Regions from separate parts of the Homo sapiens genome. Here region 2 is linked to region 1. The links are chromatin loops, found by intact Hi-C in ENCODE. Cell type or tissue: PC-3. All regions are shown on one strand. Links, peaks and the distances in the headings refer to the core of each region. The heading gives the core; the rest is flanking DNA. Region 1 overlaps C10orf90 (chromosome 10 open reading frame 90). Region 2 overlaps ADAM12 (ADAM metallopeptidase domain 12).

Region 1 (16,377 bases), core at 4,501-9,500:
AGGGGGGGTCACACATTTCTTCAGAAAAGGCCCAGATAGTAAAAATGTTAGGCTTTGTGAGCTATAAGGTCTCTGTCCCAACTACTCAACTTTGCTGTTGCAGTATGAAAGCAGCCACAGAACAATGCATAACTAAATTGGCATGGCTATTTTCAATACAACTATTTACAAAAACAGGCAGCAGGCTGGACTCGGCCTCCTGGTGGTTTGCTCATGCCTGCCATAGGGCTGCTGCTACATACCAGGGGCTGAGTTCTTGTCCATTCATCAGCTGATTCTAACACTCTCTGGGTTACTTGTTGTTAACAATGAAACAAAACACAAAAACTCATTCTGCTCAATTCTTCTGGCTTCCCTAAAGATAAGAAAAGACCATCGTAAGATTGTTTACCTGATTCTCAACCATGCACCCAATTCATTAGGAAGAACTGGGTAGTTGTGGTGTGAATGTCCACCAGCCAGCAGCAGAAAGGCTTTGCGTCTAGTGGTGGAAGCTCTGCAGGGTAGAGGCGGCTCCAGAAAACCTGGAGGGGTTAGGCACATGGGCAGGCCCTTGGAGTCAGTGTGGGACTGCCAAACCATCTGATCCATTGGCAAACCTTGTTGATCTACCCTGAACACATAGCCCCAGAATCTGACCACTTCTCAATACCTTCACTCCTGCCACCCTTTCCAAGTCACTGCCCCCACTCCTGGACAATTGTCCAATATATATTTGCTGAATGAACAAACATCAAGAGTGAGAGAGTGGAATTCTGCACTAGCCTCCTCATACGGGTGCTAAGGTCTATAGCCCTCACCACCACCCCCTGCCCCAGGTCTAGCCTAGCAAGATCCTTGACTTGTTTCAGAGCATTATGGAGTCACAGAGCGGAAAACGCAGACTGAATGGCAGAATGGCCATTCAGCAGTGTGATGGACACTGTATTACACTGCTCAGATCTCCCTTCAGGAAAGAAGAGCTTCTTCCCCCAGCTGCTGGAAGTCCTGTAGGAAGAGTGCCCTCGGCGGCGATCCACCCTATAGGAATTGGCTGACTGAAGAGAGCTGCCTCACCCAAGTTCACATATCTTCCTGGGGAATATAAGGGCCCAGGCCCTTATGGCAACTCAGAATAACCTTGAAGGGCCATCCCAGATTCAGAGTTCCCTGAGTGGCTGGCAGAGGCCTTGCTTATGACTGCACCGCAGAACACCTTCTCCCTCTGCCCAGTCCTGCTTCCCTTCCTGGATGTCATATCCCAGAACACTCCCCAGTAAATGCCCTACCCATTCATCTCCACCTCAGAGTCTGATTTCTAGAGAATCCAACATGTAATACTGGGGAACAGGGTAAAGTTTACCTTGGGGGATGGATTTATTTGAATGCTAGACCAGAAGTCAGTAAATTACAGACTGCAGGCCAAATCTGGCCCACTGCTTGTTAGTGTAAATAAAGTTTTATTGGCAACAGCCACATTTATGTATTTATGCATTGTTGATGGCTGATTTTGCACTACAACAGCAAGTTGTCTCCTGCTGTGCCCTTCTCAGTGACAGCCCCAGACAGAACAGTTAAGATGGTGGTGACTCAATGGCAGGCCCCATCTCCACTGCCACTATCAAAGGTGGTATCTGAACACTGTTGCTAGTTGAGTAGTTGCTACAGAAACCATATGGCCCGCAAAGCCAAACACATATTTTCAATCTGGCCCTTCACAAACAAAAGGGAAAAAGAAAAGTTTGCTGATCCCAATTCTAGATCATTGAAGAAAAAAAATCACATTTGTAAAATATCTTCTGGTCCCTCTAGTAAAAAAAGTCCTCATGGGATGAGAGTGGGAGTCTAATGCAGGCTTCTCCCCTACAGGTAGGCTTGGCTTGTGTGTACATGGTTTGTTATCTGCCCTTGAGTGGCGTAAGTGAGATAAGCCTCACTCGCTATTAATGTGGCAGACCATACCATCTAAGTGTGAGTAGGCACAGTGCTCATTTGGAGACCTGGCAAGGACTTCTGCCTTCCAGTCATCCACATCTTTATTCACTAGTGATGCTAAACTCCACCGAGGACATCTCAGACCAATGCCACCAAAGCCTGTGAACTGACTGAGGGAGTTGCAACATGGGCCCACCATAGAACGCGAACGCAAATAGATGTGGACAGCGTATTCACTAGTCTCCTCTTCAATAGCATCTACCATCATCAGAAGATTTTGCTCCCTCTACTTGGATATCTCAGAAATGGTAAAAAGCTTCAGATTTAAGCCACAGATGCACAATAAAATTGGCAGTAAGAAATGTGTCTAAGTCAATAGTGAGTCAGGCATGCACATCCGGTGAGGTGGGAACCATTTGGATCAACACTGTATATTTCACAGACCACCACAAAGAACTGGATTTCAGGCTGAGGAGGATTTCTGAGCCAATACATTTTAATCGCATAAAATGATATGGCTTATTACATTTTTTCATAAATTAACTTGCAGTTCACTCTCCTAATAGTCTACCGGGGTAACTGGCAACCAAATACCAGTATTACTCCAGATGTTCATAAGCAGCCTTCAGATACCACCTTTGGTAGTGGCAGAGGAGGTGGGGCCTGCCGTTGAGTCACCACCATCTTAATTGCCCTGCCTGGGGCTGTCACTGAGAAGGGAACAGCAGGAGACAAGTACACAGCTCTAGCACCAATTGGCCACGTGGACTTGGGCAAATCATTTAATCTTCAAGCCTCATTTGTGTTGTGTGAAAAATAAAGATAATGATACTCTTTACAGATGGTTGAATGATTCAAAATAATGGATGCAGCCCAGGGCCTGGTGCCTAGGACTTCTAGAACATATGTTGTGGTTATGAATAAGATGATGATGATGACGATGATGATGGTGATGATGACAAGAATGGGGATTAAATTTTTTATGATAGATTCGAAGATTTGCCCAATGCCCACCTACTTGGTGCTATCTGAATGCTTACCAGTAGTAGAGATGTAAAGACAAAACATACAGGGACTGAGGAGATGAGCAAAGAGAGAACCAATTTCTTAACATTCAGCCTGAGATGAGAGCAGGTGCTCACGCGTCTATTGGAATGCTATGTCTCAGTAGAAACAGCTATTTGAATTGCATGATGTGCTTGTGTCTCATTTTTCCTCATCTTCTCTTTTGGGTGCATATCCTGGAGGCTCATTCATGAATACAATTTGTAGAACTTTCTGTCCAACGACCTAATGACTAGAACTAAAATTGCTTTGCCTCTGTTTGTAGAATTGCCCAGGCTGTACCCACCAAGCAGCTGAATGTCAGTAAGCCAGCCAACAGAAGATCCTGCTCATGAGGTATTTTGGAATCCTTCAGATACAAAGAATCAGATTCAGTAACTATGAAGTAAGAAGACTGCTAATAGCATGTGTAACCACAGGAGGCTGTCAAGAATGTCTCAGATAGGATTCCAGTTTCAGACAGGAAAATATAAACAGTTCCTCTGAGTTTTAATGAGCACTGCTGCAGTCTGAAAGCTCTTGCATTAAGGCTAAAGGTTTTGTGGAATCTGAAGGTCAGCAAGCTCACCCTCCACACGTTGTGCAGGCTGTGCAAGGACAGCCCGTGGTCATTAGAGTCAATGAGCTGTGCTGGTAAATTTCAGGCCAGAATTCTACAGCATGGACAGATGTGCTTTCTTGTCACCTGAGAAGAAATAGAGTCCACTGGAAATTATTTCTGAGTGAGGGAGCACACAGCCAGGGGTGCACGTGTAGGTGAAGGTGTGCATTTGTAGGCATCCGAGGCAAGTGCCCCACAGCACACCCCAGGGCTCTGTGGCTTTGGACTTTGCAACTGAGGGGTCCAGAATCCCACGGAGCCTCTTTTCTTTACAGAGTCCACCTTGGGCAAATAGAGCTGAAATTTTTTAAGCTTGATGGGACCTCGAAAACACCCAATCTACCCCCTGCTCTAGTTACCCAGATGAGGAGTTCAGAGAGTATCACTCCTCCACATTCACTGAGCTAGAAATAATAGATCAGCAACTCCACAAAAAGTTCTTCCAAATGTGGTCTATATATACACCATGGACTACTACTAAGCCATTAGAAGGAATGAAATCATGTCTTTTGCAGCAACTTGGTTGAAGCTGGAGGCTATGATTCTAAGTGAAGTAACATAGCAGTGGAAAGCCAAAAACCGTATGTTCTCATAAGTGGGAGCTAAGCTATGAGTACGCAAAGGCATACAGAGTGATATGATGGACTTCAGAGACTCAGAAAGGGGAGGGTGAGAGGTGGGCCTAGGGATAAACACACACACACACACCACATATACACCACACACACACACCACACACGCATACACACACACCACACACACACACCATACACACACACCACACAACCACACACCCACACCACACACACGCACACACACACCACACACACACACCACACAACCACACACACACCACACACACACACACCACACACACACAACACACACACACACTAGGTGCAATATACACTACTTGGGTGACGGGTGCCCTAAAATCTCAGAATTCACCACTGTAAAATTCATCCATGTAACCAAGAACCACTTGTACTCCCAAAGCTACTGAAATTGTAAAAAAGGTATTCAAGACTCCCCTGGTGTCTGTGACTATCTCTTTCCTCAAATGGTAGAATGAAGCCTCATGGCTTAAAGCCACTGAAACGCTTCACATGTGAATCTTTGGGATCTGTGCTTTTTCTGGGGGATGTTGGCCTGCAGGATGCAGAATAAATTTATACTATTTGCCTAAGATAATCCCTTAGAGGAGCAGTCATTTCACAAAATCACAATCAAAAATCTTCTCTGCACCACCAAAGCCAAAAAGTAAGTTGGGGGAAGTGTCCACACTCTTGCTGCCCTCCTCTGAGATGAGTGTATGAGTGTTTGAGATCTGGCTCTCATTATTAATGAAGAGCCTTTGGTGAAAAGTACTATAAATCCAAATTATTATTTCACACCATGACACATGGTTTAAAAATGAGGATGTGCTTTAACTGGGGTAACATACAACAATGCAGTGGTGTATTTCTGGAATCATCATCAATAAGGAAGACGAAGTGCTTAGCTTGAGCAATCTCTTTAACCACTAAAGTGGGATTTATCTTTGGAACATTGATAGCTGCTTATGTTGTCCTTCTTGTAATAAGTCTGTAAGACATGCATTTCAATGGTTTAATCAATCTGAAAGCCATGCCAAAATTGCCTTAAAAATCTCTGAGCATTCAATATTTCAATATATATACAGTTGTTAAAATTAATTACATCATTTAACATTTCTATACACATTATAACTTTAAATGTTTTACAGTCATTTTTATTAATAAAGCTTTAATGAATAAAAGTTGTACCGTAAAATTATGATGCATATCCTGCATTTTCAATTGTATACTAATATCTTTAAATACTTTTTTCCAAATAGAAAGTAATTCATAAACCAGAGCCTCTTGCAGAAAGCAAAGTTGAAAATCAGAAGTTTACACAGAGAAAGAAAGAAATCTGGCCTCTTTCTTCCAAAAAATGCCTGCTTTCCTCTTTTGATTTCCCAAGAAAGGTGCAGAGTCCTCAGGGCAACCCATCCTGGGAATTCTTCCCGGCCCTGGAAATGGCAGAAACAGCAACAAATCCTGGTCAAGATGCCCCAGAAGACAAAACCAGGGGGACAGAAAATTGCTGCTGCTGCTGCTACTACTATTTGGCACAGAGAGTCCCTGACTTGCCTAATTTAGAAAATGTCCTATAATTATTATACACGCACACACGCACACATTCACATACACACATTCACACTTACACGCTCCATTATGAAGCTTTGCAGTCTAGCTTTTATATCAATGAGGCTAACTTGAAAAGTAGAAAGTACAGAAATCTGGACACTTCCAAACACGCAGATGTTTGGCGAGAGAGATGAAACATCTGGGGGCGAATGGCATTTCATTCTTCTCACCCTCTTTTGGAACGCAATTTGGGCATGTTGTAAATTAACTTCCTTTGGAGGCCCTCATTTCCTTCTCATTACATATGGTCTGGAACTATTGGGAACAAGAATTTGACAGAAGGCCTCTTACAATCTACAAAAGTCTCAACTAAAAAAATCTATCCAATCAGACATCGATGCCGAGCTATCAGTTGTCAACTATGAGCAGAGCAGATCACTGCAAGTCTACTGAGAAATGCCTCTTAGAATAAGTTTTGTATAAGAAATTCACTCAACAGTCACCTTGCTAGGACATTTACTCAGGTCACCCTCCTGCAGATGGACGCACCACTCACCTGCCCTGTAACTCCAGCCAGGAATGTGAATGGACAGTTGGTTGGCATGATCGCTGGCGTGACAATGAGTTGTATGGTCCTTTTCCCCTTTTCTTACAGTGACTTGGTTAGCTCCCACATTTGCCAATTCTGTGTTTTCCAATGGAAAAGAACCACTCCAAGGACAAGCGCCGGTCCCCAAATGCACCCGCCTCAACGATGGGGTTTCCTTCAAGTGACTTTCTTGTAAACCTGGGTTCCAGCGCTGGCCTACGAGGTCCTGGTCTCCCTCCAGGAGCTCCTGCTTCAGGGCTTCGCTTATTGGCTCTCTGTTCACTAGGCCATCTACTCCATCTGCTGTTAATCTGTGGGAACTACAATTGAGGTTGAGCGACAGGACGGATCTGTGCATTTTGGGGCTGGCAATTTGAGGTGGCTCAATGGGGACGGAGAGAGACTTGTCTACGTAATAGATTGAATCTGGACACTGCTGAGACACCCTGAGGTGGACACAGGAACTGAACACCAGCGGGCTCTTTCCTGACAGTGGGGTGTCTGGAGAAAAACTGGTCTCTTTGTCGTCTGCATGGGTGACCCAGTACTTGCGTCTCTCACACAACCCAGTGTGGGCCTCGGGAACCTTCAGCCGCACCACGGAGCTGTTTCTGGAGAACTCTGTGCAGGCAAAAGATCTCTGATGCCGACCTGGATGGGCGCCATTGGCCAGAGCCGGGGGCGCCTGGAACAGTGTGTCCTCAGCCCTGCACTTGGGGCACAGAGAGTCCCCAGCAGTCCCCCACACCAGGGCGCGGGCTGGGGGGCCCACGCGTCTGGCCGTGATGGTGATGGATGCAAACCCTCTGCGGGGGCCCCCACAGGGTCTCTCCTCTTTGGGCGGCAGCTCTGCCTCAGGTCCTCGCTCATCTGACGGTGCCGGGATTCCTAATCTGCCCGGAAGTAACGCAAATGCTCTGTGAATGTTGACTCCGCTGCGGTTAGCCAGAGATTGCTTGGCGTGATGTGCACGAGACTGAGCAATGGCACACGGTAGGGGCAAGGAGGCCCTGTTTTCTCTTGACTTATTCTCATCAATCATCTGGGAGATGACTATGGATGAAATCATTTTTGTGTTTTGTGATGCCAGGGTCTCCTGCAAATAGAAAAAGATCCCGATTATTCAAGCAGTCTATTGAAATATAGACAGTAAACTCTCTTTCAAGGGCCACCAGGATGCCAGAGCACTGGGTTCATAACACTCAGATGTCTTGTCCAAGGCTTTTTACTGCACACCTGATGCTCAGAGATGGCAGGAAGGGCAGGAAAACTAGATGTTTATGACAAGTTACACGTTCTGGAAACATTGGCCTGAGTCATGAATTGGTTTTCTCTGCTGGGCATCTATTCTTAATTTATCTAATGATGTGTCAACGGGGATCATCTAATTCGATAACCACCTCCGCCAAGCCCAGGAACCCCTGAATACAGGCTCATATCCTCAATGGAGAGGAAAGACAGAATTCTGGAGGTGGCTGGAACTTGGGGCCACAGGTTTATGTGGGAGATTAGTCAGTAGTCCTGAAAGGAAACAGCAACGGTGGTTACCAGGAGCCCCCTCCCTACCTTGGTCCTTTGGAGTCCTCCACATTTGCCGGTTTAGACTCTAATTCAGTTGCTCCCTGCTGCTTGGCATCATGGAAGTCAAGGTCCAGAGAGCAAAACAATAGAAATCAAATGCCCAGCTGGGCATGGTGGCTCACACTTGTAATCCCAGCACTTTGGGAGGCTGAGATGGGCGGATCACCTGAGGTCGTGAGTTTGAGACCAGCCTGACCAACATGGAGAAACCCCGTCTCCACTAAAAATACAGAATTAGCCAGGCATGGTGGCACATGCCTGTAATCCCAGCTACTCGGGAGGCTGAGGCAGGAGAATCGCTTGAACTCAGGAGGCGGAAGTTGTGGTGAGCCAAGATTGTGCCATTGCACTCCAGCCTAGGCACCAAGTGTGAAACTTCGTCTCTCTCACACACACAAACATTAAACAAACAATCAAAAAAAATCAAATGCCCACGTTTGCCCAGACCAACACTATGGCAATCAGATGATTTCACTTATCAGAATTGGGGGACAGGGGACACTGGACCAAGGCACATGTAGCTTTGCTGCATTTCAATGATCGGTTGTATCAGTTTTTGTCCAGTATTTTTAAATGACCAAGGTGTTTCATTTTTCCTAATCAGCAGATTGTTTGTCCTAACAGTAAATTGCTCATGTGTCCAAAAGAGTATGCTATGATTTTTAACAAAGCATCTAACCAGGTCTATACTCATTTGTTTCTATTATGGTTATGTGTGAAGCACTACAAAATACAACATGGAAGATGGACTACACCCCAGCACTTAGTGAAGGCTAACAGGGTCCTGGCCCCCGTTTAGACGTTCATTATGGAACATGCTTACAATGAATCCTTGCATAGAGCTGCACAGGATCTGGAATAATATATGTAACCGCTAAGCTCCCACTGCTTGCAGAGAATCTTTGCTTTGGGGGCCTGAGGGCATAACTGGATGCCCAACAATTGCCACAGCAGCTCCCAAATCCCAACATGCAGAGAATGGCCTGGGATGTTACAACTGCAAGTTCCCCAGACCCCAGAGATTGATTCTGTAGATTGTGGGTGGCACCCAGGCATCTGCATTTCAACTGCATTTCAAGTGATTGTGATGTAGGTGATCTGGGTCACACACTTTGAGAAACACAGACAAGTCATGAGGCTGCTGGTCTTCTCAAGACAACACATTTTGGAGAGGAAGGGCCTATGTGTGTTGGAAGCAGGGTATTTGCTCATTCCAAGATGTGACAGCAAGCACAGTAGCATTTTTATTTTCTTCAGGGCAGGACTAATATTTACTGACTCAAATAATTGCATGTTCCCCACTAGCTGGACATTTGGCATGGCAAGTCCACATGGCTGCAGGAGGGCCAGTGTGTGTGTGTGTGTGTGTGTGTGCGTGCGTGTGTGATCTTAGCCACCTGAGGGGCTTTGTGTCCTCAGAGTCAGGCATGGGAAGATGGTTGGCTTGTTTTGCATGACAATCTCCATCACATTATATGTGGGTTTTTTAAAAAAAGGATACATGGGGCTGGGTGCGGTGGCTCACGCCTGTAATCCCAGCACTTTGGGAGGCCAAGGCGGGTGGATCATGAGGTCAGGAGATTAAGACAATCCTGGCTAACACGGTGAAACTCTGTCTCTACTAAAAATACAAAAAATTAGCTGGGCGTGGTGGCAGGCGCCTGTAGTCCCAGCTACTCGGGAGGCTGAGGCAGGAGAATGGCGTGAACCCGAGAGACGGAGCTTGCAGTGAGCCAAGATCGCGCCACTGCACTCCAGCCTGGGTGACAGAGCGAGACTCCATCTCAAAAAAAAAAAAAAAAAAAAATACATGGGGAATTGTACATTCAAATACCCAGAGATGAGTGAAAAAGAAGAAATAGACAGGAGAGTCATTTTAAAATTTACTTCATTTAAAAATAAATCAAAATATCCATGGCTACTTTTTTCCAAAAAAAAAAAAAAAGGTCAATGCAGTAGCACTGAGTCATGAAAGGGGACTTTCAGCCCTCTCTTTTAGCCCAGCGGCTACCTCACACTTCCCAATCACATCATGCGTTGCTTCCTTGAGGCTAATGCTGCTGGAAGTCCTGCCAGGTGGGGCTTCCTCACCAGCAGTTGTCAGCCCAGGGTTCATCAGTCACCTGGGAACTCATCCAAACTCTAATGCCCAGGCCTCATTCCCGAAAAATTACATTAGAATTCCTGGGCAGGGAGGCCCAGGCATCAGTGTTCTTAGAGCTTCCAGTGAGATTCCAGCCTGTAGCCCCAACATTTCTGCGGCACCCTGAATCCCTTCCCCTTGTAGCACTTTTTATGGATGTAGTTTACACATAAGAAAAACTGAAATGCACCTGCTGCCTATTTCACTTGGTACACATTCCCTCCCATTTTAGTTAAATTTAGTTCTGATCATAATTGTTCTTGTGTACCCCACGAGGAGTGCAATCATACCCAGTAGGAACTCCTTTGACACTGCTCTTTGAAGAAAAAAAAAAAAAGACCCACTTTGGAAACTGCAGTATAGGTCTTATTTTATAGGGCAATGTTTCCCAAAGTTTGCGCCAGGGACTGCCTGCATAGAAACCACCTAGAGTGAATGAGTGAGTGAGAGAGAGAGAGAGAGAGAGAGAGAGAGAGAGTGTGTGTGTGTGTGTTGGTGGGGAGGACATGTTAAAAATGCAGATTTCTAGACCTCTCCTTCCTTGGGCCTAGGTTGCTCAGGATCTATGGGGATAAAGCCTAGAATTTGTATCTTTCACCAGCTCCCAGGTGATTCTTCTGCATGGATATGGTGGGAAAGATGCCGGCCTAGGACTCAGGCCACGCAGATTTCTAGACCTCTCCTTCCTTGGGCCTAGGTTGCTCAGGATCTACGGGGATAAAGCCTAGAATTTGTATCTTTCACCAGCTCCCAGGTGATTCTTCTGCATGGATATGGTGGGAAAGATGCCGGCCTAGGACTCAGGCCACGCAGATTTCTAGACCTCTCCTTCCTTGGGCCTAGGTTGCTCAGGATCTATGGGGATAAAGCCTAGAATTTGTATCTTTCACCAGCTCCCAGGTGATTCTTCTGCATGGATATGGTGGGAAAGATGCCGGCCTAGGACTCAGGCCACCTGGGTCTAGCGTGGGCCGGGACTCCCATACTGGCTACAGGACCTTGGACAGGGCCTTTGGCTGCCACAGCTGCTAAGCAAGGAGAAAACAGGGGTGGTTCTCGGGCGGGGGCCTCCAGGCTTCCTCGTACTGTGGTCTCCAGTATCAAGAGAGTACCTACTCTTCAGGCTTAGGACACCATGACACCCATGAGATTGGCATCAACGAGGGGTGTGTTGCTGGGAATGAGTGAATGTCATCTCACCCTGGAACAACAGGGATGGGAAATACCTGACTCTGACTACACGTCTGGACCGAGCCCTGAAGCCACAGCCAGAGCCCAGGGCTGTGCATGCTGAGGGATGCCCCCAGGCTGTGCTGAGGGGCTGCAGGCCGGTACATCCCTCCAGAAGGACCTAGAGGCCCAGAGGACGGGATAAGGAATTAGCCACCATTTCATTAAGTGGGGCCTGGCAAACGTGACCGTGAGTTTTGACTCTATCAGATGTGAACGGATGAGGGAAGAGCAATCATGAATGGCATGAACTTCAACTTATTTCTGAAGCCCTGGAATCACTCAGGATGTCAAGGTGACACTGCTCCTGAGGCACAGATACTGACGAATGCCCAGTTCCAAAGAAAAATAGATTTGCCCTCTCAAAATACCAATGTGTGATGTAATTCTCCAGTACTCTTCCCATGACCCAGCAGAAACGAGTGGATATCTGACATAATCCAACCTACAAAGGAGTAAGAGGTGTTCACATCAAAGTGATACCATATTTCAGTGGAATTTACAATGGAATGCATTTGGGTTTACCTGAATGACATAAATAGAAATGACTCATTGTATATCCAATACATTGAAATTTTGCTGATAGAAATGTAGAAGTCATGTAATTTTTTAGGTGCAATTCTGTTATTCATACATACAGTCACGGTCAAACTCTTTAACTGTGCATTCCACATATTTATTTGGGCACCTACTATGAGCCAAGTGCTGCATTTTCCCAGTGTATTGTCTCAGCTTTGACAAAAAGTCCCCAAACAACAAACTCGGAGATATTGAAAAGGAAACACTGGCGGACTCTTTGCTCTTTAAAACACAGGACACTCTTGTATGGGAAGTTCTGTGTATTAAACCCTAGTGTCTCAGTGAGACCCATTAAATGATTGAAGATAAGGTCCAACCTCTTAAAAATCTATATGAGTTTGCCAGGGCTACCATAGCACCAAAGTACTACACACTGTGTGACTTAAACAACTGAACTAGTTTTCTCAGTTCTAGGAGGTGGAAATCTGAGATTAAGATGTCACAGGGTTGGTTTCTTCTGAGGCCACTCCTTGGCTTGTAGACGGCCATCTTCTTCCTGCATCTTTACACGGTCCTCCCTCTGTCCTCTGCTCCATGTCTGGGTCCTAATCTTTTCTTCTTATATAGACACCAGATTGGATTAGGACCCACCCTAATGACCTCACTTAACCTTAATCACTTCTTTAAAGACCCTACCTCCCAATGCAGTCACATTCTGAGAAAGTAGAGGATAGGACTTCAACATATAAATTTAGTGGGGGTAGTGGGGGATGCAATTCAGCCCCTAACACATCACTTTGTGTTGCATCCCTCTTCTGGGTCTCAGAAACCAAGAAGGGGATGAGATGGGGGGTTATTCAATGTTCCTAAGTCAGCCGACTACTTTTAAAACTGGGCAAATTTTCTCTAGAAAGTAATTACATCTTTTACACCAAATATCTTCTCAAATTAAGCTGTTTCAGGGTGACATTCCATCCTCCTTTCTACTGGGTTAACGAAACATGTCTTTACAAAGAGATTTCTTTCATCTAAAATAAAATTAACTGACATCAGATTTGATTTAAAAGGAGGATGAAAATCATCTCATATTTATGGTAGAACGTTCGCATTGGAGAGAGGTCAGATGAGTGGCTGGGTTTTGTGTCTTGCTTTGGTGAACCATCCATTTCCTGACCAGCACCACATAACACATTTTTTTACATTTTCTTTCTCATAGATGCTGCTTTAAGATATTGATTTCTCTTAAATGTTTCAAAGATGATTTTGTAGTGCTGGTAACTGCTTTCATAGTTTTATGCTTTTATTGACTGTTTTTAACTTTATATTTATGCCTTGAGGTATTTCTAAGAAGGGCATAATTTCATAAATTGAAGCCAGAAAGAGTCAAGTAGCAGATGATCAGAGGAATCGGCTCCTAAGCCACTGGAGAGGCGATGCCTCCATTCCTGTAGCAATTTATTTCTCCAAAGAATAAGGCTCTCCTCCCATCTCTACCTTGAAACCTGAATTTTTCCCCATTGCTGCTCTGCAGCCTACGATGTACTTGCCCAACAATTCTTTGGCTGCAGCTTCCCACAGAAGACTCTGCAGTCCTCTCCGCGTTTGCTGCAAACCTGCCTTCCTCCATTGAGTTGATCTGGAGCCATGGTCACTAGATAATCTGTCAGCCTAGGGGCATTTCATCTCGAATGGAAGCGCATTTTCCAGTGTATGAACTTGCTCTGGTATGTAGCAACAAGGGAAGACAGTTTGAAGACAAATGGAAAAATCTGAGCTTTTCTCACTCTCCATCATGAAATTTTGCCTTTCCGTGCAGTTACTGAAAACAACTCACTGCAGTGTGATATAGAGCAGTGAGAAGCCAGAAAGAATCTATTCTTCCCCCAATTTTTAACTTGTGGTAAGATATACATAACATTTACTCTCTTAGCCATTTTTAAGTGTACAACTTGGTGGTATTAAGTGCATTCATAATGTTGTACCACCGTCACCACTATCCATTTCAAGAGCTCTTCTCGTCCTGTAAAACTGAAACTCTATACCCAGTAAATACTAACTTCCCAGTCCCTTTTCCCCATTCTCTGACAACCACCAAGAATCGCTGTTTTTTTTTTTAAAGGTGGAGTGGGTAAGTAAATTATGACTGCACAACTGCATCTTATATTCTGCAGAAATTAAAAATACAAATTACAAATAATTTAAATGACATGAGGAATTGCTTATGAGGGGTATTATAAGAGAATAATACAAGAGAGCTACAAAAGTTAATATGCATCACAGTCTTATGTTAAAATGCTGGGGAAAATAGAGGAAAATGTACAGATATTTTCTTATTTATATGTTTCTGTATTTTCCTGTTTCTGCATGGGGTTGCTATTACTTTTATTAAGAGGAAAATTTAAAAAACTTCTTAAAGAAGAGAACTCCGTTCTGCATTTACTCCTTTTAAATAATCATTTGGCAGAAAAGGTGACTTCCCATCATTGCTACAGCTTGAATGCATTTTGGAAGGAAAAGTGATCAATCTCGTATGGGCCCTGGAGAAGAGGCGGAGACTTACGGCAGCCACAGTCACAGGGCAGCAGGGCAGTCCCTGGAGTGTTTCATCATCTTATGGCAGCCTTCTAGCGCACGCCCAGGGACAAGCTCTAAACCTTCCAAGTTAAGAGGGAAATTCGAGTCACCTACTGACCAAATTGGATAATCCAGATGATTCCAGAGCAGGTGGTCAGAAGGTATAATTTCCAGAGTTATTGAACTCAGTCACAGATAATGACCAAGCATGAGAGCGAAAGGGGCGAGAGAGAGAGAGAAAGAGAGACAGAAGTGTGTGTGTGTGTGTGTGTCTGTGTGTGTGTGTGTTCTATGTGTGTGTATGTGTGTGTGTCTGTGTGTGTGTGTATGTGTGTCTGTGTGTGTGTGTCTGTGTGTGTGTGTGTGTCTGTGTGTCTGTGTGTGTGTGTGTGTGTTACAGGGATCCAGCCACATAGCCACAAACATTGACATCAACATTAGTGACTAAACTCTAATTAATTTTTGAGATCAATAGGAAAATGCTGAAATTTGCCAGCTCGGTGTGAAAAACAGGTGACAAATATCCTCAGTTGATATCTTTCTTAAAAAAGTGTAGCAGTGGAGCTCAGCAGAATCGCCCCCATGCCCTTCCCTGACTCAATCTCTCTCCTCCTAACTGGCATCTCCACCCAAGGACAGCTCTCAGTGATCCACTGCTCTTTGCATTCATTTTCCTCCCCAAACCTAGGGCTCTGACTCCTGCTCCGAGGGAACAAATTAATTATAGCCATGCATCTTTACATCTTGAGACAGTGAGCTTGGTGCTTTCACATAGAAAGGAATTTAAATATTGATGAGTAAATCTCAGGACCCCAAATAACTTCCTTTCTCCATCTTGTGGGATTTCAGGCCCGGAGTCTCTGAAGGAAATGTTGAGCTTTATTAAATACGGAGCTAAATCAAAGTAATACCTAACACAAGCGTTTTGGGTAAAAAAATATTTTAACAGGTATCTTTGCCACTTTAATCTGTAGTGAGAGATTGATTCTTATAATTCCACTCTCTCTTAGAACTACAAAATTTGGCGGCAGAATCTCCATCTGTGACAGATAGCAGATGCCTTGTAAACTGTAACATCTTGGACAGTTTTTTAAGGTGAGAAAGTCCATACTGTAAATCTGGTTAACTCAAAAGGGATTTCCACCATGACAGTCCTTTAGAGCAAGCTAAGTACAAAAGCTCCAGAGCCAGGCAGGTTATACGAGCTGTGAGATTTGGGGCAAGTCACCTACTGAAGCTGTAGTTTTCTCATTTTTAGGTATTAATATAAGAGCAGTACCTGTCTTGTGGGGCTATGGGAAGGATTAACTGCATCAGTCGATTAGACAGAGCCTGGTGTATGATACATTGACGATATTAACCACTGTGCACCAAGCTCTTTTGTTCCCTACGATCTGAAATATTTCATTTTATAAATATGACCTCTAATTTTCCTCCCTATTCAGACCACTGACACTTTTTGCAGTTCTAACAACCTATACCAGCTTGTTAGATTTCAGAGTACCTCTTTCGCATCTTCAAAATGCTGTATGGCATAATTCTCCCTCTCTTTCTATGTCTCTCTCTAGCTGATAAATTTTAGTTTAAAATTGGGAGCAATTGCCATATTCTAAGATGCTGCAAGCTTACAAATTGTTGCTGAAGATGATAAAAGAATAATTAAATCTATAGCACGGTTAGATTGTTTGCTACATTAATTCAATTTTGACTAAATAAAATAAAATGCAATCACATCACAAGTAGGTCAGTGATTATATTTTATAGATGGGTGCATTTTGCTGACTATTCTAGAAGTTAGAAATGTATGTTACCTTGGTGAAGTCAGATTTTGCCTCTGTGACATCAGACTGGAGATTTTTAAGGGCAATTTGATCTCTTCTACTGTGGTAGCTGTCCCGTAATCCTAGGCAAAAGAAGATAATATTGCTACTTTTTAGTATATAAAAGGATAAAATGGAATATATAACTCTACTGTAAAATTTAATGTCACCTACTCACATATTCTATCAGC
Region 2 (16,377 bases), core at 7,306-12,305, 130 kb before region 1:
TCTTTCACAAAATACAGAAAGTGAGAAAACCTTAACTTATGAGGCCAGTATAACCCTGATACCAAAACTAGACAATAATATAATAAGAAAAATAGCACTATCTCTTATAAAAACAGACATAAAATCCTTAAAATATTAGGTAATAAACCCAGATCTGTCTCTATATGTACATAAATGTATATGTGTGCATGTGTATGTGTGTATATATATAAACGTGTGCATATAAGTATATGTATGCATGTGTGTATATATATGTGTGTATGTGTATATATAATATAGGATAAACAACAAATGAATGGGCATACTAATTTGTGAAACCTAGGTAGGTCTCATAGTTCATATTCCCAGGACTACAACTAATCAGGCTACCCAGTTGTTATTTATATTAAAACTCTTCAGAAACATAAATTTCATTATTCCTTTGATAACTTAATTCACTGTTTTATGATCCCAGCTTAGATTGTGTGATTTGTTTTTTTTTTTTTTTTTTTTACAAAGGACTGAAGTCAAACCACCAAAAGAAAAATGTATTGTAACAACAAATAGGGTACAACTTTAAGGAATGTACTTTTAAAATTACTATGAGTTTATCAATAATAACCTTTCATGTTAAGTCTTCCAATTTTTGTACATAAAAATGATTTTCATCAAACCACTGAAACTATCCATTGTGGATGTAAATAAAATAACCAAGTTCAATGTAAGAAAGCAGCATAAAACAAAGTAAAACTTGTGATTTGCAAATCAGCCTGATGTAAGTTTGTTGTTGTTGTTGTTTTTTTTTGCCTTTGTAGTTGCAGAAGGTGAGCTCTGTTTTAGAAGGAGTCATTTCATTCCCCAATTGAATTTTTACTCATTTAGGCTAAAATCACTTCAAAAGTTTAAAATGAGGGTAGAGGAAATAAAAAGGAAAAAAAGTAAACATATAGTTAAGTTTATCATCACCAGATCACTAAATGCTAGCTATAGAATATCCAAACCCAAGCAAATGCATAGAGTTCTTCATGCCCATCCTCGCATCTGTACATTTCTCAGGGAGATAAGAACAAGCTAAAATTAATAGAGACCTCTTGCGATTTTTATTAGACTATCAGCTCACATTTTCTACCCAATATGAAAATTAGCATCCATTACAGCATCATAGTATTTCCAAAAGATGTTCCTTTAAGATGTTCCTTTCGTATCACTAATATATACTAACTACCTTTTCCATATCAAATATTTGGATACATGGTATTTTTTTTCAAAAAGACTTTCCAAATGTGAAAATTCATTTACATGAAAGGTTGTACAAACACAAAAAATTTAAGAGTAGAGCTTTAGTGAATCACATTTGTTGAAATGAAAAAGCAGCACACCAAGTGGGACTATTTACTCATCATGCCAATATTTATTGAGCAGCTGTGATGTGCTAGGCACGGGGGACCCAACAGAGAATAAGATGGATGTGGTCTCTGTCACCACAGAGCTTAAATTCTAACCTAGAAGACAAACCGTTGATTAGAATGTGATAAGTGCTCTGACAGAGACATAGCATTTTGAGAACATTTAGCAGGGGGACCTTTCCTTGACTGGGGTTGGGTGGGAAGGACCAAGAACCGGCTGCCTGTGAGGAAGTGAAGTCTAAGCCAAGGAGGAGTTCAGCCAAGTGTTGGAGTGAGAGTGGGAAAAGAACTGTCAGGCAAAGGCAATGAAGACACTGCAGTAAAAGGACATGAAACAGCTAAGCAACAAAAATGCAGAAACAGAGCCACCTTACCAATCAGATGCTGCTGCCAGCTCCAGGACTTGTACATAGTGAGTGGACACCTCTGAAAACAGACGCTTTCACCTGTCAAAGCCATTCCTGGTATTTACAATGCTGATTATCTAATTAACTCACTGTGCTAGACTGTTGAGATGGTTCCCAGTGCCCCCGCCTCCTGGTATTCACTCTCATATGTAACCCTGGTAGGGTTAGAATTAAGCAAGTCACTAGGTTAAGAGACTTAGTGACTTGTTTTTAACCAGTAGACTATAGCAATATTCACAGACCATGATTGGATTATACAACTTGTGATTCTGTCTTATTTGCAGATTATATTGCCTTCTCAGTCTGCAGGCCTTGATGAAGCAAGCTTCTATATTGGAGAGAATACTGATTAGGAAAATGGGAACCAGCTAGGAACTGAAACCTTCAGTTCAACAACTCAAGGGACTGAATTCTGCCATGTTTCTGTGAGCTTGAAAGCAGATCCTTCCCAGTTGAGCCTTTGAATGAGATCCAGTCCTGGCTAACATCTTGACTGAAACCAGTGAAAGAAGCTGAATTAGAGGACCCAGATAAGTTGTGCCTAGATTCGTAACCCACAAAAGCTGTGAGATTGTACACAGGTGTGATAGTAAGCCACTAAGTTGTGGCAATTTGTCATACAGCAATAAATAACAAATGCACTCATGCATGTGCATTTATCATGTTTACAAGTATTTTCTACAGCCATCATAGGTAGCAGTTATTAGGTTGAGTCCTGCATTTTATTTGTGAGAGGAAACAGAAGATAGTATACTTAATTATTAAACAGTAAGTTTCTCCTTCAGGAAGAATAAATTTTAGCTGGTAAGTCCACATGTTCCTTTGATGCGAAAATGAAAGGTCAGAGATACCAGGCCCTGCAAATGGGTCTCCAGTCCTGTTTTTCCTGCCAGTCCTTGCAGGTCAGAGCCCACAGGACAAGTTCCTGGGATTCACACAGCTAAAGACTCAAGTATTGTTCTATCTCAGTGTCTTCCTAGGTTCTCTCCTCAAATCCCAATGTCCCAAGATAAACACAAGCTGAGATAGCTGCAAAGGGTCTGGAGTATGGAAGAGTTCCTGGACATCATAGGTCCTCCCTTGGCAGCCCAGTGGTTTAGCATGTGGGCCCTGAAAATCAACTGCCTAGTTCAATCCTGGCTCAGCCTCTTATAAGATGCAAGGGCTAAGGCAAATCATGAGTTCTCTATGCCTTAGTTTCTTCATCTGTAAAATGGAAATAATAATGGCCCATACCTCTAAGGGCCATAGGGATATTTTAACCACATAATTCATGTAAAGGGATTAGTCGAGAGTCTGCTGAATGTTTTGTTAAATGCCGGTGTCATCACTATTAGTTATTCGTGTAAGTCCCATTTCTAGTATATTCCCTATTTGTGCAGTAATTCATGTGCATAATCTCAGCTGCGTCACCTTGTAGCTGTATAACTGCACAAGCTGAATGTCCTAGCCTTGGCTTTCCTATCTGGAAGAAAGAGTGGTCATAGTGCCTGCCTCCCAGGGCATGGTGAGAATGTATGAGAAGCTACTGAACCAGTGCTAGCACAGAAACCACACAGGCAAAATCCCTTTATGGAATTCCTCAATTCTATCCTATGAAGAAAGAGCAATTACCACTCAGAAATGTGATTGTTTTCCAGGTACACAGATAAACCTGTCACCAGGAGCCCTTGGGTGTTGTCTGATCATGCACTGAACTGAGTAAACATTTTAGAAAATTCATTTGCTGCTGTGCAAGTCAGAAGATAATGGTAGCTGCAACTTAGTTTCAGAAAGATTCAGATGAACAATCTTAGTAGTGTGGGAGAGATCTTTCCATTCACTTACGTTTTGCTGTAAATTGGGAAAACACCACCAATATTTGGTCTTAGAGTGGAACATTTCTGTCAGATTCTGGATGTTCTAAATGTGTACTGTTTAGAGCCACAAGGATGTAGAGTGCTTAACGGGCTTTACTGCTGCAATCACCTGCTCTAACTGGTAATTAAGATATAAGTCAAGAGCTTATGTGTCTGCTTCACCCACAAATGTGAGGTTCCTATTTCTGCAGCAATTCTTATTCATGCCAACCCAATACCCTGAGAGGCATGTTAAATTTTATTTGCCTTGCCATTCTACGCTTATCCTCCCTCCCACATCTCTTTCTCAAAAAGCCAGTGGAAGCTGAAGGCTAGGAAAATTCATGCCCCTGGCCTGGGCATCTGCTACCATTCATTCTCTACAGCCCTTATGCCTAGCCCACAGTGAGTCCCATATAGCAGAGAAGAAGGAAACTGGTGACCATTTTGTGTGCTATAAGTAAATGATATTTGAAAGAGTTCACATTATTAACACAATCTCAAATAGTCCTGGTTAACAGAGATGCCCCTAATGGTAGACTGATAAACAACAAAGATGGAAACATGAGATTTAAGGTAGGAGAAAAACGAATAGAAACTGCCTTCCTCTCCCAATTCTCTGCCACCCCCTCTGTCAAGCTTTGGGATTAACTTGGATACCCATCTACCATGAGCAGAAGGGGACGGTGGCTCATGGATGCTGAGAACTTGTGCCGTTCAAGGCATGAGGACAAACCTCAGCACTGAATGAACATATGAACAGTGATACCATGTGCCCCCTGTACCATCAAAAGAGAAGACCTTAAATTACAAAACACATTCCCCAACCTCTCCCTCATTTGGAATTCACCACAACCCAGGGAGGTAGGCTGCATCCTTGCTCATTGTTGACAAATAAACTAAGTTCAGAAAGATTTAGTGGGTTCCTCAAGGTCACACAGCCATAAAGAGGCCAAGCCAGAACTCAGAGCCACTTCTCACTCCAAGTCCAGAATTCTGGCCATGATCCAAGCCACCTGTCAATTTTATAACTACAACGCCAGAACACACAGCACTCTTGACCCACTAAATCCATAAGGAAGTAACATCAGGGGAGATAAGCTGAAGAAATCTCATTATTTTATGTCACTGAAGTCCATAAGAGAAGCAGATGCTTCTACTAGGAGCTTTTGTGCTTGAAAACAGTTGTCTTGATTTAGCTTTACAGACCATATCCTATCCCAGCCCTTTCTGCCTCCCTCTTTTGAAATTGCTTTCTCACTGAGCCTCTATAACCAATGGCTTAGTCTTCAGCAGCACTGAGGGAGAAAGAAGGATGATAATCACCTTTTTAAAGGAGAGCAGAGACAAGAAACAGAAAAGAGACTAAAGTATGTGAGAAAAAAGTTTCAAGAGTACCATCTATTGCAGCTGAATAAATTATGCTCCAAGGAGCAGACTCTCCCTACTAAGAAACTGGAAGTAAAGCTTAGTGAATTGAATAGACTAAATCTGACATGTCCAAATTTTAGTGGCAAATCAGGCGTCTGATTTTCCTGTAGATAAATTAGTGGAGAAATCAATCTATATGGAATCATAGCATTCATTCTGAAGGTTACAAAAATATACAAATGAGTGTCTCCATTGTTGGCTTACTCCATTGTACAATCTTCTTTGTATACTAGAATGTTTAAGTATGGAATGAATTCACTATACACTCCTGGAAGGCTCACATGACTGGAATTCTGTTGACACCTCTGCTGGCAGAGGAGCGGCTTCTGGGAGTGGATGTTGGCCTTGCTTCCCAGCTGTTCTCATTTTGCCTCCGCCAGAGGGAGATGGGAACAGCTGATGGCTTCACCCCCAAAGCTCAGCTTGGCCCCATCATTAGCACATCTCACCCCTGCAGCTGCCAAGGCCAAGACTAACATGCCAGCAGGAAAGCAGCTGACTGACTTTTCTGACTGAGTGTTTGGAGTACTGGAAGTTGAGAATCAAGCTGCCAAGCGGGTTCAACTTATTTTCTGTACATTTTTATGATCCACTCGCTCTAGAGGCCATGAAATGAGGGTGTCTGTTCTTCTCAACACTGTATCCCCAGTTCCTGGCACAAATCTGGGATTACAATAGGCAGCCAACAAATGTGTTGACTAAAAGACCCAAAGAATCATTATCAGAGATGTCTAGTTCTGAAAACACAGTGGACTGAGTTGACACAGCTAGAAAGCCTTTCTACTACAAACACAGAAAAATGTTAAATAAAATGTGACAACCTACATAACTGAACTAGAAAGAAGGGAAAGGAAATTATCAGGGAATTAAGGAATTCCTAGCCAGAGCATCCACCCACTGCCAAAGTCATGGAATCCCAAAGGCCTGGCAGACATAGGACTTCAGCCTGGAAACCATGAGTTCAGTAACAGGAGGTATGATCTTGAACACACAAGTCAGAGAACTCTAGCTAGATCCTTGAATAAAACCAAGCCCAGACAGGCTGCCCTTCCCAAGTCACCAGGGCTAGAAAACCTCTACCAAATGCCACAGGGAAACTTCAAAGTGACATGTCTCCCCAGAGATCTGGTGAGGGTTAGGGAGTTTCGCAAGAGAAATAGAAACTTCAAGCCTTTGCCACATGGGTATGGAGACCAAAATTAGAATAGCCATGTGGTGTAAAATTCCCACAATAACTGGGCTTAGACAAGGGAAATCCCTGAGGCATCTGTCATGAGTAAACAGACTCTGCTCCACAGGAACTCTTCTAATCCAGGGTACATAGGACTCCCATGGAGAGGGTAGCAGTGGAGGGAAAAAAGCTGAAAATGAACTCACAATTTAAAATTGCAAGGCATTGGAAGAGATAATCCACAGTAATACAGAATCAGCATCCTAAGAACTTTAAATAATAACCTGAAATGGATAACAATATATAAATCCCAAATTATTAAAGACATGTAAGAATACAAAGAAAAGATAATAAAAGATAATTTTAAAATATTACATTTTAAGAAGATCAGGCAAGTTTGAAAAAGAGCAAAACAAAGCTTCCATACGTGAAAAAGTAAAGATATTGAAAAATGTGAAGTCAATAGACAGTTTAAACAGCATTTAGACACAGCTCAAGAGAGAATTGGTAAACTGAAATTTAGACTTGTAGACATCACCCAGAATATAAAGCAAAGAGTGATAAAGAGATGAAGAGAAGCTAAAAACAGGAGGACTGAATTATAAGGCCCAACTACATATAACAAAAGTTCCAAAGGAAGTGATGAAGCAAAAACGGCAAGGCAGTAATTAAAGAGATGCTTGCTACATTTTTTTAAATAATTGATTGGATTCAAGAAGCACCACAAGGCCAGAAATACACAAATTTAATATAAAACCATATAAAAACACACGAATAAAATACAGAACTACACATACACAAACACACACACTCCACCACCACCACCAAAGAACTACCTTAAAAGTAACCAGAGAAAAAGGCAGGTTTAGTGCAAAGGCACAGTCATTAAATGAAAGACTCCTTAACAACAACAGGAGACGCAAGGATACAACAGGTAATATCTGCTAAAAGAAAAAAATCGCCAACCTCTGGTTTGGTTATCCATACATACCTAGACTAACATTCATGAAAAAGAAAAACATTTTCCAGGCAAACAAATATAGGGAATTTGCTACTCAGAGACCTTCAATGAAGACTACTTCAATAAGAAGCGACTGGATCCAGAAGTGGAAGTGGTTTGCAAGAAGCCATGGTTAAAAAAAAAAAAAGAAAGAAAGAAAGAAAAAGAAAGGAAAGAAAGGAAACTAGTTGCATTGGATAAATCAGCATAAGCCTGGACTGCTCAGCACAGAACAAAGCCTAGTATTTCCCCACTATCTTTTTTGATGAGAGATGGGTTTCAAAATGGCAGAACTAAAATTCTAGACAATAATAAAAAAACAGGAGGCACAATGAAGGGCACTAAACCATGGTTAGCTTGTAATTGTTTGGGAGGAGGCCAAAGTTACTGACTACCTTTGGACTCTGTGTCTGAAATGCAAATGTTAAAAATTTAATGGTACTACTAAAACTGTGGAAACAGAATATGTAACCTCTAAATTAACAGAACTGGGAAAGAGTAGGTATAAATAATCCTACAACAATAGAAGAAAGAAAAGAAAGGTGTAAAGATAGCAAAAGTTAGTTATTTTCATTAAAGTTAAAAAAAAAAAAAACAAGGAGACTAGCAATCACTTCTTCTTCTTCTTTTTTTTTTTTCTTTCTTTTTTGAGACAGGGTCAGGGTCTCACTGTGTCTCCCAGGCTGGAGTGCAGTGCAAGATCACAGCAGCCTCGACCTCCTGGGCTCAAGCAATCCTCCCACCTTAGCCTCCCTGCGTAGCTGGGACTACAGGTGCATGCCACATATATGACTTTTTTTTTTTTGTAGAAATGGGGTGTCCTTATGTTGCTCAGGCTGGTCTCAAATTTCTGGGCTCAAGTAATCCCCCCTCCCCACCCCCCAGCCTCTCAAAGTGCTGAGATTACAGGTATGAGTCACTGGGCCTGGCTAATCCTTTTGTTTATCATTGTAATGGATATGCTACCCAATGAAACAAGAAAAATAAAGGAAGTAGAATGAATAAGGAATGTATAGGAAAAAACAAAACTTACCCTTTCAGGTGATTATTCTCTTAGAATTTCTATGACGTCAATCTACAGACAAACTATTAGAATAAAAATTGAGCAAACACCTACCTATGATTTGAATCATCAGGATTAAAAAAAAATTGAGCAAGATTTCTGAATTCAAAGTCAACCTACAAAAATAAGTAACATTCATATACACTGAAAAGAAAACATCAATTACAACTTTCAATAAGGAAATGACTCCACAGATAAAACAAGAACAGCCATGAACTGGCACTTGTTGAAACTGAGTGATAGAAACACAGGTATTGATTGCAGTCTGTCTACTTCTGTGTATGTTTAAAAATTTCATATTAAAAAGTTAAAATCTTTTAAAAATAGTGATACCATCTAAAGTGACAATAAATCTATTAGGTACTTAGGATATCTAGAAATATATCTTACAAAGATGCACAAGAACATTGAAGAGAATATTATTGAAAACTTATTGAATAGCATTAAAGGGAACAAATAAATAGAGAAATCACCACATTCATGATGGGAAGCCTTGATGTCATGAGGATGTCAATTCTCCCCTAAATTAGCCTACAAGTCCCCATACAGTATTTTGCAGAACTTAGCAAGAAGATTCTGAAGTTCATATGGAAACACTAAAGTTTCAGGGCTAGTCAAGATAACTTTAAAAGGAGAGGAGGGGAGAAGGAAAGGAGACATTAAACTTTATACTTTATTGAATACTTAGCATGGTCTGAGCACTGTTCAAAGCACTGTATATGTATTCTTTCATTTCACCTGCACTACGGCCCTGTGGAGGTAGATATGATCTTTATCACCATTTCATCAAGGGAAAATGGGGAAAGAAAAAGATTACATAGTTTGTTCAAGGTTTGGGGTGAGCAACGATCCCAATTTGCCTGGCACTGAGAGGTTTCCTGTGATGTGTCATCTTCAGTGCTAAACCTAGGAAAGTCTGGGCACACAGGATGGTTAGTTACTTTCTCAACATCACATGTCAGGAGCCAGGTGGCAGAGCTGATCTGCAAACTCCAGCAAGCTGGCTTCAGTGTCTGCCCTCTGCACCACCACATACCAACTCTATTAGTCAGGGTTCTCTAGAGGGACAGAACTAATAGAGAGGTATATAAAGGGGAGTTTATTAAGGAGTATTAACTCACATGATCACAAAGTCCCACAATAGGCTGTCTGCAAGCTGAGGAGCAAGGAAGCCCGTCTGAGTCCCAAAGCTGAAGAGCCCGGAGTCCGATGTTCAAGGGAAAGAAGCATCCAGCACAGGAGAAAAATGTAGGCTGGGAGGCTAAGTCAGTCTAGTCTTTTCACATTTTTTTTTTCTGCCTGCTTTATGTTCTGGCCATGCTGGTAGCTGATTAGATGAAGCCCATCCAGATTAAGGGTGAGTCTGCCTTTCCCGGCCCACTGACTCAAATGTTAATCTCCTTTGGCAACACCCTCACAGATACACCCAGGATCAATACTTTGCATCCTTCAATCCAATCAAGCTTAACCATCACGCCAACCAATCTAAACACTGAAGGCTTATTGTGAAGTACGGGATACTGAGAACAATATGATGCTGGAACGGAGGTAAATAGAACAGTAGGACAAAGAACCCAGAAGCATATCTGTGTGTGCTTGCTGGTTATCAGAAGTGGAAAAGGATTCAACAAATGTTACTAGAGCAATTGGTTTTCCAGATGGGGGGAAACAGACATGGATCTCATACAAGAAATAAAAATTAAATTCCAGTTATTCTAAAAGCGAAAAGCAAAAATTTTAAATTTAGAAGAAATTATCAACATTTATTTCGGAGCTCAGGAAAGAGAGGAGGATTGTTTAAACTAAACTTAAAAAGAAACATGAGTAAATAAAGATAAATAATTCAAAGAAGAAATACGAAGAACATATAAACACATAAGAATCTTAGAGTCTTTAGTAATGAGAAAAATGCCAATTAAAACAATGAAATATTTAACATCCAGCTTGGCAACATTTAAAAAGCCTGAAATTACCAAGTATTAACAACCACATAGGTAACCAGAGCTCTCCAATAAGTAGGCACATAAATTGGTACAACCAATTTGGAAAGCAACTTAACAAAATACGTTACAGTAAAAAATTTGTGTACTCTACAGCTTAGTAATTCACTTGTAATAGGTTCCCTAGAGCTTACACCCATACCTAAGATAGCAAGGATCCTCTCACCATTGCAATATCAAAAAGTTGGGGAAAACATATTTATTATCAACAGAGGAGTACACAAATTATGATTTAGTCATTCAATTAAAAGGAATGAACCAAGCACATATATGAATAAGTCTAAAATATATATTGATTTTTTAAAAAGTTGCAGAAGGTTGTCATATATAGTAGGGTACCATTTACTTAACAGTTAAATACATGAAGAGTATCAGATATTGATTAGGGGTATGTGTGTGTGTACACACACACGAACCAACCAACTTCACAGTAGTATAGCCTCTGCAAAAGGAAGACTGAGATAAAATAGTCTGAATGGGTGGGGAGAAAAGGTATGGCTATAAATATATCTTTAACATTTTACATCTTTAAATGTTGAAAGTTCTGAAGTACATATAGTAGAATCTGGCTGGCAAAAATATGGGTGTATAACTTATTCTATGTCCATTTTTCAACTTTAAAATTGTCATATTTTAGAAATGAATGATGGGGCCAGATTTCTTTTTCAATCATCTTTTATATGATATTCTCAAATTATACTGAAATTGGCTGAAATAATGATTTTAGCTTAAAAGTTTTACTTAGTATGCTTAATTTCAGGAATGTACCTTTCCATAGGCGGACAACAGCTGCATTTTGAGGTATAATGTAGACCCTAAATCCTAATGCAGGCTCTGAAGAACACTACCAACAACAACAAAAAACCCAGGATGAAAACAAAACCAAAATAGGAAGGCTTTTACACTGTTGGTGGGAGTGTAAATTAGTTCAACCATTGTGGAAGACAGTGTGGTGATTTCTCAAGGATCTAGAACTAGAAATACCATTTGACCCAGCAATCCCATTACTGGGTATATACCCAAAGGATTATAAATCATTCCACTATAAAGACACATGCACACATATGTTTATTGCAGCACTATTCACAATAACAAATACTTGGAACCAATCCAAATGTCCATCAATAACAGACTGGATAAAGAAAATGTGGCACTTATACACCACGGAATACTATGCAGCCATGAAAAAGGATGAGTTCATGTCCTTTGCAGGGACATGGATGAAGCTGGAAACCATCATTTTCAGCAAACTATCAGAAGAACAGAAAACCAAACACCGCATGTTCTCACCCATAAGTGGGAGTTGAACAATGAGAACACATGGACATAGGGAGGGGAACATCACACACTGGGGCGCCTGTCAGGGGGATGGGGAGCTAGGGGAGGGATAACATTAGGAGAAATACCTAATGTAGATGACGGGTTGATGGGTGCAGCAAACCACCATGGCACCTGTATACCTATGTAACAAAACTGCACGTTCTGCCATGTACCCCAAAACTTAAAGTATATTAAAAAAAGTTGCTCATATATCTAGGCAATCCTTCATGTACTCCCAGTATTTCAATTTTTTTTTTTAAAGCAAGACTAGATTCTCAGATCACATTCAGATTCAAGTGAGCATATCTCTCAAAAGCAATGTCTCCATCCTATCCTGGCTTTAATTACAAACATAGCAACACATAATACAAGGAATCTTTTGGCCAAATTGCAGACCAGTGCTCACCATGCCTGCTAGGGGAAGACATGTCAAGGTGTTTCAACATTTCTAAGAATGGATCATCTAAACTGATTAAGCAGTTCAAGGCTTCCAGGAGTAGGTAAACAGACAGAAAACGTTATCCAATGAAGCTGTCCAATTTTTTAAATAGTTGCCAAGAAGCTGAGCTCTTAATGTAGCCTTGGAATGACATAAAAGCTTAAAGGATAAAAAATATCAATATGATGCTGAATTACTCGGCTTTTCCATCCCATCTATCAACTGGAGGCAAGGTATATTGGGCATTCAACAAAGCACAAAAGAAACAGGGTGAAAAATGGGCTGGAGAAAGTATGAAGATTGAAATGGCAGCCTGTGAGAAAGTGTAATATTCAATGTGCACATTTCAATTGGCAAATAATGTTCATTTGAACTGCATTACCGTTCTGCTGAGATCCAAGCTAATTACAATCTCACTGCTATAGTTATGGCAAAGATAGGTTATGAACTGTTTGCCACAGCTAGGTTAAGATCCAGTCTCCAGCGTGAGGTAGACTAGATTGCCTTGCCTCTGACACTGCTGATCTCACTATCTGAGGCTATCATTTCCTTTTCTGTAGAATGAGGGTACTAACAGGAACAACAAGATTCTTTCAGCAGAATTGCAGGAGATAGTGCACGCAAAGACCTGCGCACCGCTCCTGGCACTGACGCACTCGACAAACTCCTTTTTAAGTAACAATGTGCTGGTATGACAATTTTAGGTTTAAAAAAATACTAACCAAACATATGAAGAAACAACTATGAAAAATGCACAGCAACTACTCTCAAAAACATTGTCTAGATTATACCAATTTCACTTCTCCAGCCCAGAGACCTGACAATTAAAGAGCATGGACATACTCCAGAGCTGCTTCATATAGCTCCCTGTGGGCACACAGCCAAAGGGTTGTAGGGCTTAGCCATTTGGTACAGAAGAAACATCTGAAAATTCTACACCTGTCTTTGTAAATCATGGACGCTGCAGAAACCATTTAGCTTAAGGAGGCCTCTGAAACACACTCTGATACAAAATTTTTTTTCTGCAACTCTGATGAGTTCATTACAGCATCATCTACACCAGGAAGGAATGTGCTTAGCTTCTTTAAATGATGTAGCTACATTCCTTAAGAAAAATTTTGTTACAGTTTCCACAGCTGCAACATTTATCTAATTAGGTATATGTTGACTTTGAGTTTTTATAGATTTTGAAAAGAAAGTTTTGAAACATTTAAAAATGAGTTTAATTTTTGTTTCCACAAGGAAGGAGTTAGAAAGTGCCAAATGACAAGTGAGAGAAAGAAAATACATCTATATGTCGAGCATGGTAATCAAAGCCTTGGCTAAATTCTAAATGTACATGGCGGAGTCACAGGTGTTTATCTGTATGCCCTCCTGAAACCCTGCCATAAGGGAATAATTGTAATAACAATAATAGGCTGCGTACCATGGTTCAATGCCTGTAATTCCAACACTTTTGGGGGGCTGCGGCAGGAGGATGCTTGAGCCCAGGAGTTCAAGACCAGCCTGAGGCAATAGAGTGAGATTCTGTCTGTATAAAAATTTAAAAATTATATTTTTTAAAAAAAAACTTTTGAGACAGACTCTCACTCTGTCACCCAGGCTGGAGTACAGTGGCACGATCTCAGCTCACTGTAGGCTCTGCCTCCCAGGTTCAAGCGATTCTCCTGCCTCAGCCTCTGGAGTAGCTGGGATTACAGGTGCCTGACACCATCCCTGGCTAATTTTTGTATCTTTTTTTTTAGTAGAGATAGGATTTCAACATGTTGACCAGGCTGGACTCAAACTCCTGACCTCAAGTGATCCATCTGCTTCGGCCTCCCAAAGTGCTGGGATTACAGGTGTGAGCCACCATGCTTGACCAAAAATTTAAAAATTAAGAACAAATTAGTTGGGCATGGTAGTGTGTGCCTGGAGTCCCAGCTACTAGGGAGGCTGAGGTAGGAGGATCACTTGAGCTCAGAGGGTCAAGGCTGCAGTGAGCTATGATTGCACCACTGTACATCAGCCTGGGTGACAATGCAAGACCCTGTCTCAAAAAAAAAAAAACAATAATAATAATTAAAACACAAAGCAGCAAAGCTTTGGAAGATGGAAAGGGGATGGACAAGTTGTTACCTATTTAGCAGGGAAGAGAGAATGGGAACTTATGACCTGGAAAGGAGGGCAGCCATCAGAAGGTGGGATGGATAAGCAGAACCCTGGAAAGGTTTGGGAACAGGGGGCACTGGGCACTGGAACAGGGGGCACTGTATGGGCCAAGGCCAATACAGGCTGAGGCTGAAAACCTGTATAAGGAGAAGATAGAGCCCTAGATCCCCTGCAAAGCCAACACAGCTAGGTGTTGCCTGTCCTACTCCGACCAACATGGGAGGTGTATTTCCTGAAGACACTGAAGTAGAGAAGTTCTGTACATAAGGACTCCCAGGAATCGTGAAGGTGGGTTAGCAAAGTGCTAAACGGAAAACAAAAGGATTAAGTTTAAACAATACAAGCATACTTAACGGCAACACTATCTTCTTTTCCCCTGCTCAGTTCACAGGCCCTAGAGCCAGGCTTAAATTGCCAGAGTGAAATCGCCTTGGCAGGAAGCTGAAGGATTCTTCCTTGGAGAAATTGACCAGCCTAAGAAAAATAGAGTCTGTGATATGTGGACGTCTCTCAGCAAAATGAATGTTCATCAGTCAGTAAATCCATCTGTGGAAGTACACAGAACTTCTAATCAGCTCTTTAATGCCCCGTTATTAAATATCAACAGAGAGCCAAAAATCAGACATTTGAAGAAAGTCAGACAGATATTAAACAAATGGGGGGGAAAGAGAATCTCAAAGCTAACAATGAGAAAGAGGTGAACAAAAAATGTTTAACAAGTAATGACTAACACATTCAGAGTTAATAGCAATTTTACATCCATTACAAAAAAGAAGAGGACACTATAATAAGAATAAAAGAACATTCATTGCACAAGAAACCTCTTGGAAATTAAATGTGGTAGGATAAAATTTAAAATTATTTATTTATTTTGATACAGGGTCTCATTCTGTCACCGAGGCTGGAGTAGCACGGCATGATCATGGTTCCCTGCAGCCTTGACCTCCTGGACTCAAGTGATCCTCCCACCTCAGCATCCTGAGTAGCTGGAACTAAAGGTGTGTGACACCTTGCCCAGTTAATTTTTTAAAAATTTTTTGTTGAGATGTGGTGGGGTTGGGGGGTGTGGCTCACTATATTACCCAGGCTGGTCTTGAACTCCTGGGCTCAAGCAATCCTCCTGCCTCAGCCTCTCAAAGTGCTGGAATTACAGACATGAGCTACCGTGCCCAGCCAAAAAATTTAAATAGAAGGGTTGGGAAATGAAATTAAATAACTGTCCCAGAAAGTAGAACAAAAATGTAAAGGGATGAAAAATAGATAAGAAAATTAAAGGATGTTTTCAGGAGGCTGGGACATTCAGCTAATAGCAGTTTCAGAAAAGCTGTGGTAAAAACAGTGAGGAAGAAATAATTGAAGAACGAATATAAGAAAGTATACTAAAACTTGACAACATGAATATTCAAACTGAAGGGGCCCACTGAGTTCCTAACAATTACTGATAAGAGCATTGCTAAAGCACATAATCATAAAACGCAAAAATACTAGTGACAACGAAAAAAGATAATCACTTCCAAAAAGAAAAAAAGACTACATTTAAAGGTTTGACAAGCAGAATACCATCAACTTCTCAAGCAGTAATGGCCATAGAGACATTGAAGAAATGCCTTATAAAATACTGAGAAAATATGATTTCTTTCTTGGAATTTTATACCTAAACAAACTAGCAATCAAGGGTGGAATGAATGAATGTGTGTTTATCTATATATTTTATACAAGGTATGCCAGAGACACATTCCAACCTTTGTTTTTACTCACAGAACTGTTTTGTTTGAAGCAGCAATGTACATAGTTAAAAATATTTACTTTTCTAGTATTCTGTACAAGCTAGCAGGGGCCCTGGGTCACAGTCTAGCCAATGATATCTAAGACAAAATCTACTACAAACGCTTATGGAAATATTATTTTCCTGATGAAAATAGATTTGACTGGTTCTGCCTTTTGTCCTTTCTGCTGTATTACTGCCTGGAATGCAGATATGATGCCAAGAGGTACAGCAGCTATCATGAGACCATGAGGAAGTAAGCATAAAGGCAAAAGTCAACATCTACGTATCGCAGATAGAAATAAAAGAAAGTGCTTGGGTCCCCGATCACATCAGTGACCTGACACACCAGTTACACCAGCCACCAAAATACTTACTTTGCAACTGCTTGTAAAGAATACGAGCTT

Evidence for each region. Hi-C counts contacts between places; a loop is a spot of excess contacts. Peaks named below come from ENCODE experiments on the same cell type or tissue, not always from the same donor. Only the 100,000 strongest peaks of a DNase experiment are listed, where the experiment ranks them.
Region 2: a loop joins it to region 1, with 17 times the contacts of the local background. A loop is called at or near these places in 15 of 110 quality-filtered maps.

What each region holds. Positions count from the first base shown.
Region 1 is chr10:126,497,671-126,514,047 of GRCh38, forward strand. C10orf90 (chromosome 10 open reading frame 90) reads right to left here. Exons shown (of 10, transcript NM_001350921.2): 3 at 16,178-16,269; 4 at 6,287-7,415. It overlaps LOC105378549 (a long non-coding RNA gene), which reads left to right. Exons shown (of 3, transcript XR_001747637.3): 2 at 3,245-3,315; 3 at 5,436-5,515. Among named protein-coding and RNA genes, the nearest start is that of LINC00601, 84 kb to the left of the region's middle. In PC-3, for the core only: a CTCF peak has its summit at 6,632; a DNase peak (open chromatin) is centred at 6,651; H3K4me3 peaks cover 576 bases.
Region 2 is chr10:126,367,885-126,384,261 of GRCh38, forward strand. The region is part of intron 1 of ADAM12 (ADAM metallopeptidase domain 12); the gene reads right to left. Among named protein-coding and RNA genes, the nearest start is that of ADAM12, 12 kb to the right of the region's middle. In PC-3, for the core only: no CTCF peak of the experiment used is centred there; a DNase peak (open chromatin) is centred at 9,257; H3K27ac peaks cover 2,460 bases.